Linked DNA regions of Homo sapiens: region 1 is linked to region 2. A link is an interaction called in ENCODE POLR2A ChIA-PET data of the cell type or tissue named here. Cell type or tissue: PC-9. All regions are shown on one strand. Each heading gives the region's core, and the rest is flanking DNA. Links, peaks and the distances in the headings are about the cores only. Region 1 overlaps PTPRJ (protein tyrosine phosphatase receptor type J). Region 2 has its middle 55 kb from the start of PTPRJ.

What was found. ChIA-PET counts read pairs that join two places held together with the same protein. Peaks named below come from ENCODE experiments on the same cell type or tissue, not always from the same donor. Only the 100,000 strongest peaks of a DNase experiment are listed, where the experiment ranks them.
Region 1: POLR2A ChIA-PET joins it to region 2 with 10 read pairs; 9 of 35 experiments call an interaction of 5 or more read pairs at or near these places.

The regions. Positions count from the first base shown.
Region 1 is chr11:48,012,686-48,021,015 of GRCh38, reverse strand. All of the region lies in intron 1 of PTPRJ (protein tyrosine phosphatase receptor type J), which reads right to left. Among named protein-coding and RNA genes, the nearest start is that of PTPRJ, 36 kb to the right of the region's middle. RefSeq lists enhancers at 451-510, 6,985-7,194 and a silencer at 1,591-1,640. In PC-9, for the core only: no CTCF peak of the experiment used is centred there; a DNase peak (open chromatin) is centred at 7,416; H3K27ac peaks cover 1,211 bases.
Region 2 is chr11:47,920,944-47,929,273 of GRCh38, reverse strand. No RefSeq gene overlaps it. Among named protein-coding and RNA genes, the nearest start is that of PTPRJ, 55 kb to the left of the region's middle. In PC-9, for the core only: no CTCF peak of the experiment used is centred there; a DNase peak (open chromatin) is centred at 4,823; H3K27ac peaks cover 1,988 bases.

The sequences.
Region 1 (8,330 bases), core at 93-8,092, 92 kb before region 2:
GCATTCTCTTAAAAAAGTAAGAAAAATAAAAATAAATCACTGGTAGCCAGCCTGCCCTTTTGGGGATCTTTCTCTATCTCCATCTGAGAATCTCTTTCTTCACCCAACTCTGACACATGCCCCTCAAAATAAAGTCAGATACTCTGAGGTGGACTGTCCAAATCCCTTGCTGCTTTTTGGTTTCATTCACTTGCCCACGGGCTGTTCTTAGTGCATTTGCCCATCCAAACGTGGGAGGGGCAGGAGGAAGAGTAGGGACATCCAGCATTGGGACCCAACTCAGTCCGTGATACTTCCAGAAGCTCCATGCTGGAAGCTGGCAACTGTGGAATCGACAGGCAGCTTCGCTTCAGAGGGTTTTGAGACCAGTACCTGCTCAGCTGCTAACCCACCTAGGGTAACTGAGCCATGTCCGGCTGCAGTCTGAGCCTTCACTCTGCCCCCGGACTGCACTGCGTTCATTTACGAGATCTCCAAATGTGAGTTTAATGGAGGCAGATGTACAAGGGTTCTCACAAGCCCAGGGAACTCAACTTCTAGAAGGAAACGGGGCCACACCAAACAAGATGATGGGGCAATCAAGAGATACTCCCATAACAGCAAGAAACAAAGAGCATTCACGCCTCCTATGCCAACGCCCTCCACCACCAACGCCAAAAATTTCCGTATTTCATAACACCAGCTGAGATAACTGACTCAAATCTGTCCACTTCCACATTTGCATACTGGGTTCTGACATTTGCCTACCACTGAACAGTCACCAAGTAAGACGCAAGGTGGAGACGTACCCACAAAGCAATATTTAATGTCTTTGGATCGCCACTAGCTAAAACCTCCTGAAGTTTCACCAAACTCAGCTCTGTAAAACAAAAGAAAAAGAACAACACTATAAATTACAGCCTCGCCAGGATCTCGGGACATGCCTATACTTTGTATTTTATAAGTTCCGTATAAATACTGGAACAGCATAGAAACAGGGATCTCAGAAATAACGCCATTTTGAAGGCCACAGGACGAAACCCAACTATTCATTTCATTTTATTCTACTTCTTATCTCAAATACACAGTTCCTTTTCCTTTAACGAAAATATCGCTCTTTTTAAACAATATGTGATGCAAAGCAAATATAACAGGGTACCAACACAAATCTTTCCTGCCAAATTTATGGTTCCTCGCCTGTCCCCAGTTGCACCCAGAACCACTACCCCAGCCTATCGCTGTGTACACAACACGGACTAGGAATTCTAAAGAACTGCCTTAATCTCTCAGCTGTGTGCAGTGCGATAGGGTACGCTTGGATGCCAGTTTTTAAAAAGCAAATCAACTTTCCTCAAATTATTAAGATAAATAATTAGAAGGGGAAAGCTGCCGGCATTCAGTACAATAGGGGGGAAACCAAAACACTGAATGTTCCTGAGTCTCACACAGGGTGATACCTTGGAACAGTTAACACAGTACCCTGGCAAAATGTCCACCACATTTTTTCACCCCTTAACCTGAGTCATTATATTGTACTTTCTAGACGTGAGCAAATGTGATTGCTGAACAGGCAACACAGGGACTAGGGCCCCTTCCTGGAGGTTTCTCAGTGCACTCTAACACAATTAACTCCTCTCAGGCTCAGAGAAAGGAGGTGGGGTTCGGGGGAAGGTGGGGTGGAGGGGCAGATTCTAGTGAAGTCAGAGGCCTGGAGAGGCTGTCGCAGTGGGGCCAGGTGGAAGACAGGGAACCAGAAGGGCGGGATGCTTCCTCGTCACTGAAAATCCTCTTCTGTTGTTATAAAGGCCAAGTGCCCGCCCAGCCCCTGCCACATCCACGTTCCTAAACAGAGAGAGGGCCTTCCACAGGCAGGAAAAGGGCACAGAGACCGGGAGGCAGCAACTTAAACTCTTGGCAGCCTGGAAGGGCAGGACCCACGGGCTCACTCCACTTACCCCAGCCTTTCCACAGGCCCTCCTGAGAGGGGTTCTCCATCCCCCAAGACACACACACACAACACACACACGCACGTACACGCACACATACACAAGAAGAAAGCGTGGAGAGAGGGTAACTCGACTCCCCTGCCCCCCTCCCCACCAGCCTGCAGAGGCGAGGGGTCGGGGAGAAGGAGGGCCTCTGCTCTATCCTCCCAGGTATCTAACCCTCCCTGGGCAGCTGTCAGCTTCCATTTGCATGAATGAAAACTGTGGTCAACTGGTACCTGGGAGAGAACAAAGCAGGAAATAAAAGGGGCTGTCACTTACTCAAATCCAAAGCTCATCAAGTCTAACTAAAGGGAGTGCCACATTCCGCACCCCCAGTTCGGAGGGAAGGATTTGCTGGCTGGGCCCCGACGCCCCTCCCCCTCGCTGACACTGACAAAGGATCTGGTTCTCACTGAAACTGCTTCTCTTGTGACTGTTTCTAGTCTCCAAAAAGACTGTATTTATATTTTTAATTAGCTGCTTTTTACAGCAATTTTTTAAGTATTATGATGACTTACATGTGGTAAGAAAAAAAGAGCTAATCAAACAATGAAAAGCCTCCCCTCAAACCTCGGTCTCCTGGAATCCCAGTCTCTCAGCCATTCCAGGGTCTTCACTGTGGCCCGGGGCTTCACACCACTCACAGCCATCCACTGCCCCCAGCCCCCAACTTCAGCAGAGCTGGCATGCTCTCATCTGCATTCAGCAGCATCCCGGGTGTGTAGCTTGTGCTTGGCACTGTGCTAAGGCTTTGCAAAATGGACTCTCCACAAATTGGTTGAAAGAAAAAAAAAAGAAGTCATGTTGAACAGTTTCCAGAATGTAAAGGGTTACAAAATCCTTTGCATACACCCAGAATTAAGGAAAAAAAAAAAAACAGGAAGGAAATATACTAAAACATTAAATGATAAAGCTACTTAGAAGGATTATGGATGACTTTTAGTTTCAATTTTATACTTTTCCTCTATTTTCCAAGTTTCACATAAATAAGCATAAAGTATTTTTATCATCAGAAATGAATCCATTCACACATGCATACACATTCATCTCCCAACCCAGCCTGGCAGAGCCATCATTTTTTGTGCATTTTGTTTTTGCAGGAACTAATTTACATTTTTAAGTGCTTTACAGCTGATAAAGTGTTTTGAAAACAGAAAAACTAACCAGGAGTCAATGATGGTCCTGAGACTAATACTGGTGTCACTGCCCAAAGCTCTATGAGAAACTGTGACACTCTAAACTGTCCCTCACCCTTATCTCTGGTCCATCACCCACCAGGCTCTCTGCAGCCAGTGGGCCCTTGCTCTCTGCAAGGTGCTTTCCCTGTCCTACACAGAGCACTTCCACAAACACGGTGCATGCAGGTAGAAGAGCAGAGAGCATTCCCCTCACAGAAGAGGATGCTGAGGTCAGGTGTGTGGCTTGTTCAGTGTGGCTAGCCCTCAGATGCTACTACTCTCAGGTGGGACATAAGCCAGTGCTACCTAGCAGGGGTGAGGTCACCATTCCAACTAATTTACATCTACACTGCATTTTGTGGAATGCCATGTCACTCTTATAACACAGACATTTTTATAGCAATGTATAAGTATCTAGGCATCTCTTATTTTCTTTAATCCCATGAGGCACATTATTATATCATCATCTTACAGGTGAGAAACTAAACCTCAGAGACAAACTCAGTGTGCCAGGCTTGTTATCCAGCCAAGCCCCAGCTTCTATTGCCTCTCCAGGGCCAACCCCTACCCACACCCAACTTCCTGCCCCCAGATGGCCCCTACCTACCAGAATGATGTGCACAGATGTCATCAACCAAACCAAAAAGGTCCTAGACTTCTGCTGTTTCCAATCTGATAGCAGTGATACCACAGTAGGGTCACCTACTTGGGATCAAATCTGGACTCCACTATGTAACATCTCTACAACCTTAAGCAAATTACATAAACTTTTTTGAACCCCCTGTTTCCACTTGTAAAAATGGGAAAATACAGCCAGGTGAGGTAACTCACACCTGTGATCCTGGCACTTTGGGGAACCGAGGTGGGAGGATTGCTTGAGCCCAGGAGCTCAAGACCTGGGCCACAACATGAGACCCTGTCTCTACAAAAAAAAAATTAAAAATAAACAAAAATAAATGGGAAAATAATAGACGGTCCCTGCTCATCTGCTTGTTTTCTGCATTCATTAAGATAATGTATGTAAAGTTTACCATGGTGACTATTATAGGAGGCAGTGTTCCTTAAATGTTCACTATTATTACTATTAATACCATCACCACCATCATTAGCACAATGCAGACAGAACCCAGCACACAGGCACATGTGGTTAATGCCAGACAAAAGGCTTCCATGTTCATCTTCTCATTCAGTTTCTCATGACCATCCTGTGAGGCTGGCAGGGCAGAAATTAGGGCCCACATTTTAAAGATGAGGCGGCTGAGGCTCAGAAAAGTGACTTCCCCATATGCACATAGTAGTGGCCAGGACTCAAGTCCATGGCATCCAACTCCCAAATCCTAGGCTCTTCCTGCTTCCCATGCCACCTTTTCTCCCGCAGAAGGTACCGTGGGTTCACATTGGAACTGTCTGGCCTGAGAAATGCCAGCAAGCCAGAGTTTTTTGTTGGGTTGCAGACTCAGCCATCACCTGGTGGGTGAAGTCATTTCACCTCTGTAGGTCTCCGTTTCTTCATCAATACCACCCACTCATCCTCTCCTTTTCTACCCTGGGCTACTATGAGGATAACGAGTGGGAAGCAGCTGTGAAGAACATAACAGTGCTCATCTGGTCTGACCCCTGCTTGAAACCTGATGCCTCACAAGCAAGAAGCAGAGGTATGGGTTCTCTCCTGGGTGAGGCTGAACAGCCCTCACCAAGAAGGAATCCACAGTCCAGAGCCTTGCTTGAGCCACAGGTGACACTTAGGTCAATCCAAGCCCCTCAACACCTCCAATCCAGCCAGCCCAGCTTCCACTGGAACCCATAACACAATGGCTGCAAAAGCCAAACAGACCTGGCTCCCACTGCAAAGGAACCTTGCAGTGGATCCTAATCCAGAAAGGCACTGAGTATGTTGGAAAGAGGGTGGGGCCAGGAGAGCTGGCTTGGAGCCCGACTTCCCCACAGAGTAGCTGGGGGATCTTATGCAAGTCATCTCATCATTAGTATTATTTCTTTTTTTTTTTTTTTTTTTTTTGAGACAGAGTCTCACTCTGTTGCCCAGGCTGGAGTGCAGTGGCATGATCTTGGCTCACTGCAACCTCCGACCTCCACCAGGTTCAAGGGATTCTCCTGCCTCAGCCTCCCGAGTAGCTGGGATTACAGGTGCACGCTACCATACTCGGCTAATTTCACCATGCTGGCCACACTGGTCTTGAACTCCTGACCTCAAGTGATCCACCTGCCTCAGCCTCCCAAAGTGCTGGGATTACAGGCATAAACCACCACACCTGGCCCTCACCATTATTTTTAAAATTTAACTATACCCAGCTCCATCCCACCAAGTATATGTGGTGGTTTAGAATAATACAAATAACACAAAAGAATAAAACAAACAAGAGAACCAGGCAAGGCAAAAATGAGTATAGAGAAAATAATAAAGCGGGATGGAGGGCGGGAGGTTGGGGTAAGATCAGCACATAGAAATGCATGCCATATGGTCCCATCCTGCAGAAGTGTCAAGATGGGCCACAAATCTAGCTCTCAGGTGCTTAGTAACCAAAGCCAAAGGAAAACATGATGAGCCACACGCTTCTCGGTGCCCATAACACAGAAACAAACCAGTTGTTCCAGAGAAATACCTCTTTCCCGGCCTGATTCAGAGCCTCTTCTCCATCGGGCCTTCATAAACGGACACAGTGATACAGCAGCTAAGGCCTGCAGCATCCCCACCGCAGACTCCAATTTCTGTTGCAGAAATTCCTTATTTCACCACCTCCCCTTGCAATTTGATGACATAATCCAAAAACGACAATGCAGCTGCCAAAGTGGCCAAGTCTCTTGACCCCTAGAGCTCAGTTACCTAATCTTTAAAATGGTCCATCTGGCCTGGGACAGTGGCTCACACCTGTAATCCCACCACTTTGGGAGGCCAAGGCAGGCAGATCACCTGAGGTCAGGAGCTCGAGACCAGCCTAGCCAACATGGTGAAACCCCATTTGTACTAAAAACTACAAAAAAATTAGCCGGGCATGGTGGCGCATGCCTGTAATCCCAGCTACTCGAGAGGCTGAGGCAGGAGAATCGCTTGAACCTGGTGGAGGCTGGAGGTTGCAGTGAGCCGAGATTGCGCCACTGTACTCCAGCCTGGGTAACAAGAGTGAAACACTGTCATAAAATAAAATAAAATAAAATAGTCCATCTACCTCACCAGGCTGTTGTGAGGGGTAAAGCAGATAATGTGTGATAACTCACATGCCTAATACACAGTAGGTGCTCCATAAAAATGAGTTCATCACTTCTGCTAGAATGGAAGTTCTTGAAAGCGGGATCTTGGTTGGAGGTGGTCACTGCTGTATCCCAAGCACCTGGAGCAGTCACTAGCACATAACAGATGCTCAACAAATATTTTTTGAATAAATGAATTTCCTACAGCAGGTTCCTAAAAACATTAGTCTCATGAGATGCTTCTAAAAAGAGACAGCTATAGAGTAAAACAAAAATCTAGGGAAAACAAGGGTTTTATATCCCCTTCCCTCTTAAAGAGTTACCAACAGATTTAAGTTTCTTCTAAGTCCTGCAAGAAAGACATCTGTTTGATTTTGTTCAGGCCAGAGTTCTCCAAACTTGCTTAACCACAATACCTCCCCTTTTCCTCACACAGAAGGAAGGATAGACCCACATTCATTCTCATGATCCCAGGGGGTTCTAAATGATCCTAACAAGGAAAGGGGCCACTACCCCATAGAGAGATAGTCCCAAAACAGCAAAGGAACGAAGAGCATCCACACTCTTCACGCCAATACCCTCCATCACCACCACCTACTAACTCTGGAACACATCATGTTTCTAAAAATCAAACAGATCCTTCAGACCTAAACAGCTGGCTTCACCCAAACAGATGGACACTCTGGTTGCCCCTGCACATTCCAGAACCCACCTGCTCTGCCCAACTTCAGCAAAGCCAACCCCCAGGGCCACATGAATACCCAAGTAAAGGCCAGATCCCAGAGGCTGGGGCCAGCGGAAGGTCTTCATCACCACTGGGAGGGCAGCACTTTCTTTGAAGTGGGTAGGGGAGGAGGGATCTGGGTGCATGTCCTGAGTCCCCAGGTGGCCGCCCACAGGGTGCATCACATGGTTCTGCTTGGCTCACTAAGCCAAGAGGCTCCTGGCAACAGCTCCCTCACTGTGCTCACTGCTTACTTACCCACACAGCCGTGAGCTGCCCCACTGCCCCGCCTCTGCAGGTTGATGCCACCACCCCAACTCCCAGAGAGCCAGCAAGCAGGCTGGCAGTCAGGCCACCCAAATGACAACCACCCATTCCCCCATGAGAAGCAAGATTCTCCTGAGCATACCACAGAGCTTCCCTAGGCAGGAAATGATTAACAAATGTTTACTGAGCACTTCCGGGAGGCCAGGCCTCATCTCCCCCACTGGCCTTCAGATCCCGAGGACCATTCAGTCATCTGAGTCTACCTAGTACCGGCACTGGCTCCTGCAGGAACTGGGTTCTGATAGACCACTGGCCTTGACCTCTGACCCCTGTATGCTGCTGCGCTCCAAGCCTGTGGTCCATACCTGGTATGGCATCTACACAGCCACCAGATTCATGATCTTCCTAGTTCTAAATGCCCATTCCATGTGTTTGAAAGAAAATAAGGGGCCTGGGGGTGAACATGAGCCCAAATGGAATTTAACATCACCTGTCTGTTACCCTCATGTTACCCTCAGTCCCGTGGGGCTTGACATCTTGAATGGAACCTTTTTTTTTTTTTTTTTTTTGACACAGAGTCTCACTCTGTTGCCCAGGCTGGAGTGCAGTGGCACAATCTCAGCCCACTGCAACTTCCCCCACCCGGTTCAAGAAATTCTCCTGTCTCCACCTCCCAAGTAGCTACGATTACAGGCACACACCACCACACCCGGTTAATTTTTGTATTTTTAGTAGAGATGGGGTTTCACGATGTTGGCCAGGTTGGTCTCAAGCTCCTGACCTCAGGTGATCCACCTGCCTCAGCCTCCCAAAGTGCTGGGATTACAGGCATGAGCTACCGTGCCTAACCTTGAACTGTATACTTTTTAAATGGGTGAATTTTACTGTATGTGAATTATATCTCAGTAAAGCTAGTATTTTTTTAATTGCCATCAAAAATATGCAAATTTTAGTGCCTGGGCTAAGTGCCAGGATATGAAGATGGAT
Region 2 (8,330 bases), core at 136-8,135:
CCTGCCTCAGCCTCCCAAGCAGCTGGGACTACAGGCACCTGCCACCACACCCGGCTAATTTTTTGTATTTTTTTTTAGTAGAGACGGGTTTCACCGTGTTAGCCAGGATGGTCTCGATCTCCTGATCTCATGATCCGCCCGCCTCGGCCTCCCAAAGTGCTGGGATTACAGGCATGAGCCACCTCACCCAGCCGTCCAGCAGAGTATTTCAATCATCAAAAAAAGTTCTATCCAATTGGTCTTGGCTGTTTGATTAGGGGAAAATAGGGTTCAGAATACTTGAGAGAACATTAGGCAATAGGAGAATGAGAGTGATATAAATAGGCAGTTGTTGATATTTATAATTATTATAATAGTTCCAAGTACGGGGTTAAGCAATTTATATGCATGATCCCTCATTCCTTATAACCTCCTCATGAGGTGGGCACACATATTATCCCCACTTTACAAATGGTAAAACACCTGCTTATTTCTGCCTTTTCCTCCACCCCATCAGTCTCTACTGTGGTTTTTGATGATTTCCCCTTTGTTTAAGCATTCTGGCGAAATAGGACCCAAAATAGAAAACAAGAGAGTGCTGACTTGGATGGGAAATAGAGCTGCTTGAACAACTCCAAGCAACAACAATGTGCTAATCGCCCTCCCCTAAGCATCACCAGCTCACATTTACCGACAGTGTCACCTTACAAGTCAGGGCCAACACTTTTACTCTGCAGCCAGCACATGTGTGTTGTGCGCCTGTTATGGAAAAGGCTCAATTGTGCAGGCTCTGGGGGAGAAACAGAAGTGGGTATGTGTGTCAAGGCTTCTGCCCCCAAACAAGCCTACCTTGTAAGGAAAAAAGACGATGACTTCCGGGATCCTACGTATTTAGGCCAGGCGTAAGGAGGGGAAATTTCATGGACAAGGAGGATTTGAACTGGGACTTGAAGAATAGGAAGGATTTTAAAAGGCAGAAACAATAAGGAACTGCCTGTCATGCAAATGGAAAGGACGACAGAAAAACATGTATAGAGGCAGGAGTGGAAGAGATGCATTCACTGGGCACAGCAGCCAGCATCTGTCTCATCAGTTCTGATTCTGGACTGATCATTCAAGGTTTTTGTTTTTATTTATTTATTTTTAAATTTTTTGAGACAGAGTCTAACTCTGTCACCCAGGCTGGAGTGCAGTGGCGCAAACTTGGCTCACTGCAATCTCTGCCTCCTGGGTTCAAGCAATTCTCCTGCCTTAGCCTCCCAAGTAGCTGGGACTACAGGCGCACACCACCATGCCTGGCTAATTTTTGTATTTTTATTAGAGACAGGGTTTCACCATATTGGTCAGGCTGGTCTTCAACTCCTGACCTCAGGTGATCTGCCCGTCTCAGTCTCCCAAAGTGCTGGGATTACAGGCGTGAGCCACTGTGCCCAGCCTTTTTTTTTTTTTTTTTTTTTTTTTTTTTTTTTTTTTTTTTTGAGACCGTCTTGCTCTGTTGCCAGGCTGGAGTGCAGTGGTGCGGTCTCGGCTCACTGCAACCTCCGCCTCCCGGCTTCAAGTGATTCTCCTGCCTCAGCCTCCCGAGTAGCTTGGATGACAGGCGTGAGCCTCCACACCTGGCCAAATGGAGAATGTCTAAAAGAGCTTTACAAGTTACATAAATCCAAAGGGCTGGGTTTATTTTCACCTCTCTGGAACCATTTCCCCAAGCATAGCTCAGTTATCCAGAAGCTGTCCTGGATCCCATCTAAGCAGGGCTCTCCACAAGCTGCATACATCAATCACCTAGGTGACTTGGGAGGTGATTTATTTTTTATTTTTTATCTTTATTTTTGGAGACAGAGTCTCATTCTGTTACCCAAGCTAGAGTATAGTGGCACGATCATAGCTCACTGTCATCTTGAACTCCTGGGCTCCAGTGATCCTCCCACCTTAGCCTCCCAAGTAGCTGGGACCACAGGCATACACCACCACACCCAATTAATTTCCTTTTTGGTAGATATGGGGGTTTCCCTATGTTGTCCAGGCTGGTCTTGAACTCCTGGGCTCAAGCAATCCTCCCGCCTCAGCCTCCCAAAGTGTTGGAATTACAGGCACCTGGTCTCACGATTTTTTTTTCACATTTATCACTATCTGAAATTCTCTCGTTCATTCATTTGGGTTCTTGATTGTTGGTCTCCTTCCCAGGCCGCCAACCAGACTGCATCCCCATAAGAGCAGGGTCCCTTGTATCACTGCTGTTCTCTCCAGTGTTTTCCAACAGTGTCAACACCAACGGGCACTCCATGGATACTTTTTGAAATCCATAGAGGGCTGAATGGTAGAATCTCTCAAACGCACACATGCACACGCCCTTTGATTCAGAGTGACTGTGAATGAGAATGTGAGGGTGAATCTGACTTACACTTTTCTTAAAGGAACCGAGAGAAGCTCTGAACCTCAATCATCAAAGTTATATATTACACCATTGTTTATAATAATGAAAGACTGGAAGAACCTAAATGTCCACTTGGTTAAATAAATTACAATACAGTTATGCAATGAGGATAGTAAGCACACCTATATAAAATAACACGGAAGCTCTTTGTGAACTAATATAGAGAAAGATTTCCTGGATATATTGTTAAGTGAAAACAACAAGTGTTAAGGTAGGCTATCGCTGGTGAAAGAAGGGGGAAGATGTATACATATTTGCTTGTTTGTGCAAACAAAAAAAGGGATACAAAAAATTAGTTATGACGGCCGGGCATGGTGGCTCACACCTGTAATACCAGCACTTTGGGAGGCCGAGGCAGGCGGATCACAAAGTCAGGAGTTTGAGACCAGCCTGGCCAATATGGTGAAACCCCGTCTCTACTAAAAATACAAAAACTAGCTGGGCATGGTGGCGGGTGCCTGTAGTCCCAGCTACTCGGGAGGCTGAGGCAGGAGAATCCCTTGAACCCAGGAGGCGGAGGTTGCAGTGAGCCGAGATCGAGCTGCTGCACTCCAACCTGGGCGACAAAGCGAGACTCCGTCTCAAAAAACAAGAAACAAACAAACAAACAAAAAAACCTAGTTATGACCATGCAGCATCTCATGCCTATAATCCCAGCACCTTGGGAAGCTGAAGCAAGAGGATTGCTTGAGCCCAGGAGTTCAAGACCAGCCTGGGCAACATAGTGAGGACCAATCTCCACAAAAATGGGAAAAAAAAATGAGTTATGATGACTGCCTACAGGGTAGGGTAACTGGATAACTTGGAAGTAGGAAAGATTTTTCATCATAAGAGTAGGAGGAATGGGGGTATAGGGAGGGATTTGTTAAATGATACAAAAGTACAGTTAGATAGACAGAAGGAACAAGTTCTAGTGTTTTATACCACTGTAGGATGACTAGAGTTAACAATCGTATATAGTTTCAAATAGCTAGAAGAGAGGATATTGAATGTTCCCAAGATGAAGAAATGATAAGTGTTTAAGATGTTAGATATACTAATTACCTGATCACTATACAATGAATTTTTTTATTATTTTATTATTATTATTATTTCTTGAGACAGAGTCTCACTCTGTCACCCAGGCTGGAGTGCCGTGGCGCCATCTCAGCTCACTGCAGCCTCCGCTTCCCAGGTTCAAGCCATTTTTGTGCCTTAGCCTCCCGAGTAACTGGGACTACAGGTGAGTGCCACCATGCCCGGCTAATTTTTGTATTTTTAGTAGAGAGAAGGTTTCGCTTTGTTGGCCAGGCTGGTCTTGAACTCTTGGCCTCAAGTGATCCCCCTGCTTTGGCCTCCCAGAGTGCTGAGATTACACGCTATTTTTTTTTTCTTCTATAGGCACAGTCACAGCTCACTGCAGCCTTGACCTCCTGGGCTCAAGTGATCTTCTCACCTCAGCCTCCCAAGTATCTGGGACTACAGGTGTACACCACCATGCTTGGCTAATTTTTTTGTATTTTTTTGTAGAGACAGGGTTTCGCCATGTTGCCCAGGCTGGTCTCGAACTCCTGGACTCAAGTGATCCTCCCGCCTCAGCTTCCCAAAATGCTGGGATTACAGGCGTGAGCCACTGCTCCTGGCCTACACTGTATATATCGAAACATCACTATGTACCCCACAAATATGTACAATTATTATGTGTCAATTCAAATAAATAAATAGATTTTCCACAATAAGCCTTTTTGTAACTTTTGAGTTTTAAACCACAACAATACAGTACCTATTCAAAAATAAAATCGATTAAAAAATACACAATTTTTTTTTTGAGACGGAGTCTCACTCTGTGCCCCAGGCTGGAGTGCAGTGGCATGATTTCAGCTCACTGCAACCTCCGTCTCCTGGGTTCAAGCGTTTCTCCTGCCTCAGCCTCTTGAGTAGCTGGGACTACAGGTGCACGCCACCACACCCAGCTAATTTTTGTCTTTTTAGTAGAAATGCGGTTTCCCCATGTTGGCCAGGATGGTCTTGATCTCCTGACCTCGTGATCCACCTGCCTCGGCCTCCCAAAGTGCTGGGATTACAGGTGTGAGTCACTGCACCCAGCCTCTAGTCACAATTTTTTTAAATAAATATATATTGATTGAAAAATTTGGTGAATGAAGTTCAGAGTTTCCTTTGGTGGCTTTCAGGAAACAAGCTACTGTCCCCTCCCACTCTTATTCAGAGTCACCCGCCTGGGCCTGCCCACACTCTCCCTCTCCACGCCGCTCCCCTCCCCTAAAAAAAGGTCAAGTTCTGGAAGACTGGGCTACTGCAGCAGCTGTCCCACTGGCTGGCTGGAGGTGTGTGAAGGACAGGTAAACAGCAGCATGTGGTGGCAACAGAAATTCCCTTCATGCCAATATGTCCTGTAAACAGAATGAAAAAAATGTCATCATGTTTACCTTCTAGGGAGTCTTACAAAAACAACTTTCCTGCTTCCCTAAGCTTCTAGATAAAAGAAAATAAACGGCTCTGCTCTGAGTCAGCTGACAGCTATAAACCATTGAGTCTGAGGGAAATTTTTGGTCAAGAAGTGGTAGCAGGCCAGGCACGGTGGCTCATGCCTGTAATCCCAGCACGTTGGGAGGCCGAGGCGGGTGAATCACCTGAGGTCAGGAGTTCAAGACCAGCCTGGCCAACATGGTGAATCCCCATGTCTACTAAAAGTACAAAAATTAGCCGGGCATAGTGGCAGGTACTTGTAATCCCAGCTACTCAGGAGGCTGAGGCAGGAGAATAGCTTGAACCCAGGAGATGGAGGCTGCAGTGAGCCCAGATCATGCCACTGTACTCCAGTCCGGGTGACCGAGACTCCATCTCAAATAAAAAAAAAAAAAAAAGAAGTGGCAGCAGCCTCTTGTATGCCTGGTCTATCCTGGCTGCAGAGAGTTGTGTGTGGAACAAGTATCATTCTTGAACTGGCAGGAAAAGGATCTCTGGGAAGTTGCAGTGTCCACAGAGAGAGCAGGGCCAGCCCAGAAAATCTAAATGAGTCTCCTGGCCTGCCTCCAAAGGCAGCAAGCAGGGCCAGTGTCATGGGTGTGCAATCTCAGTTTAGAGGTGCCCTTGCACGTGGCTGAATGCTCTGCTGACACTGTCTTGAAATTTTTAATAATTTTCCAACACGGGATCTATATTTTCATTTTGTTCCAGGCCCTGTAAGTTACATAGTCAGTCCTGTAGGAAGTGTCACAAAACTCCTTTGTCACCTCAAGTATCCTAGCTTATTATTTTAGTTTGTTATGAAACATATTGAGTCCATTGTTTTTCTTTTCTTTTCTTTTTTTTTTTTTTTTTTTGAGACAGAGTCTTGACCTATCACCCAGGCTGGAGTACAGTGGTGCGATCTCGACTCATTGCAAACTCTGCCTCCTGGGTTCAAGGGATTCTCCCACCTCAGCCTACTGAGTAGCTAGGACCACAGGTGTCCACCACACCTGGCTAATTTTTGTGTTTTTAGTAGAGATGGGGTTTCACCATGTTGGCCAGGCTGCTCTCAAACCCCTGACCTCAAGTGATCCACCTGCCTCAGCCTCGCAAAGTGCTGGGAGTACAGGCGTGAGCCACCGCACCCGGCATATACAGCCTGTTCTTATTCACCAGTGTGCCAAAATGTATGGGATCCTTTCCTAAAAGCCATTTTATGTATTTATTTATTTATTTATTCATTTATTTATTATTAGAGACAAGGTCTCTTTCTCTCTCTCTCTCTCTCTCTCTCTCTCTTGCCCAGGCTGGAGTGCAGTGGCATGATCACGGCTCACTACAGCCTCAAACTCCTGGGCTCAAGTGATCCTCCCACCTCAGCCTCCTGAAGTAGCTATGATTACAGGCACAAGCCACTGCACCCAGCCTGAAAGCCATTTCAGAAGGGCTTGAGGATCCAGGCACTTGCACCTGTGGATGTGTGGGAGGGAAGGCCACGGTCAGGGTCAACAGAGCAGACAGGGAGTCTGGGCTCAGTAGCTCACGCCTATAATCCTAGCAGTTTGGGAGGCCATGGCAGGCGAATCGCTTGAGCCCAGGAGTTTGAGACCAGCCTGGGCAACATGGTGAAACCTCATGTCTACAAAAAATTTAAAAAAAAAACCTAACCTGGCATGGTGGTGCATGCCTGTAGTCCCAGCTACTTGGGGATGCTGAGGCAGGAGGATCACTTGAACCTGAGAGGTCAAGACTGCAGCGAGCAGAGATCATGCTACTACACTGCAGCCTGGGCAACAGAGGGAGATAGGCCAGCCTACTAACTTGATATACAGCCAGGCACTTTATCCCACTGCAGAGAGAAGGGAGAGAAGGCATCACAAGCCCCTTCAGCACTGGGTGGGTACTCTTAGGGCTAGAGAAGGGAGGTAGGCCAGTTACCATTTCTTGTGCCAGCATCTCTCTTTATTCCTGGTCCCATGGGGTGCTCAGAATTAGTGGTTCACAGTGTAGCATCTTTGAGGAAAATCTTCCAAAGAAGACACAGAAGCAGAGTCTTTAATTTTTGTTGTTTGCTCTGTCATTCAATAAATATTTACAGACTCCATCTCTACAAAAAAAAAAGGCCGGGCGCAGTGGCTCACATCTGTAATCCCAGCACTTTGGGAGGCCGAGGCAGGCAGATCACCTGAGGTCAGGAGTTTGAGACCAGCCTGGCCAACATGGTGAAACCCTGTCTCTAATAAAAATACAAAAATTAGCCAGGTGCAGTGGCAGTGGCAGGTGCCAGCTACTTGGGAGGCTGAGGCAGAAGAATTGCTTGAGCCTGGGAGGTGGAGGTTGCAGTAAGCCAAGGCCGTGCCACTGCACTCCAGCCTGGGTGACAGAGCAAGGCTCTGTGTAAAAAAAAAAAAAAATTAGCCAGGCATGGTAGTGCACACCTGGGGTCCCAGCTACTCAGGAGGCAGAGGTAGGAGGATCACTTGAGCCTAGGAGGTCGAGGCTACAGCAAGCTGTGATTATAACACTGCACTCCAGCCTGGGTGATAGAGTGAGACCCTGTCTCTAAAAAAATATATATATATGTGTGTGTGTGTGTGTGTGTGTATGTGTATATATATACAGATATAGATATATATCTATATATATCTATATCTATATCTTTAGTAGAGATGAGGTCTTGCTATGTCACCCAGGCTGGTCTCAAACTCCTGACTTCTCCTGGCCTCAAGTGATCCCCCTGCCTCAGCCTCCCAAAGTGCTGGGATTACAGGTGTGAGCCACCACACCCAGCCAAAAAGAAAAAAAAAAAGAGAGATATTTATTGAGCACTTAGTGGAGCTAGGCAATAAGCAACTAAATGAACACAATGATAAATATGAATTGTGGTAAGGGTTATGAAGAAAACAAAGACTGCCAAAAGAGAGTACCTGGACAGAGGTGGGGAAGGGCAGGAGAACTACTTGGCTAGTATGATTGGGGAAGGACTCTGATAACCTGAGCTTTTTCAGCTGAGATCTAAAAGATAAGTAGAAGCAGCTATGTGCAAAAAGGAGGAAGAGCAGACCCAGTAGCGGAAAGCACTGTGGGATGTTGGCATGTGCAGGAATGTGGCCTCTTCATGAAATGGACAAAGGCCAGTGGCAGGCCGGGCGTGGTGGCTCATGCCTGTAATCTCAGCACTTTGGGAGGCCGAGGCAGATGGATCACGAGGTCAGGACATCGAGACCATCCTGGCCAACATGATGAAACCCTGTCTCTGCTAAAAATACAAAAATTAGCCTGGCATGGTGGCATGCACCTATAATCCCAGCTACTCAGGAGGCTGAGGCAGAAGAATTGCTTGAACCCAGGAGGCAGAGGTTGCAGTGAGCTGAGATCGCGTCACTGCACTCCAGACTGGGCGACAGAGCGAGACTCCATCTCAAAAAAAAAAAGGCCAGTGGCTGGAGTGTCAGGAAAAATG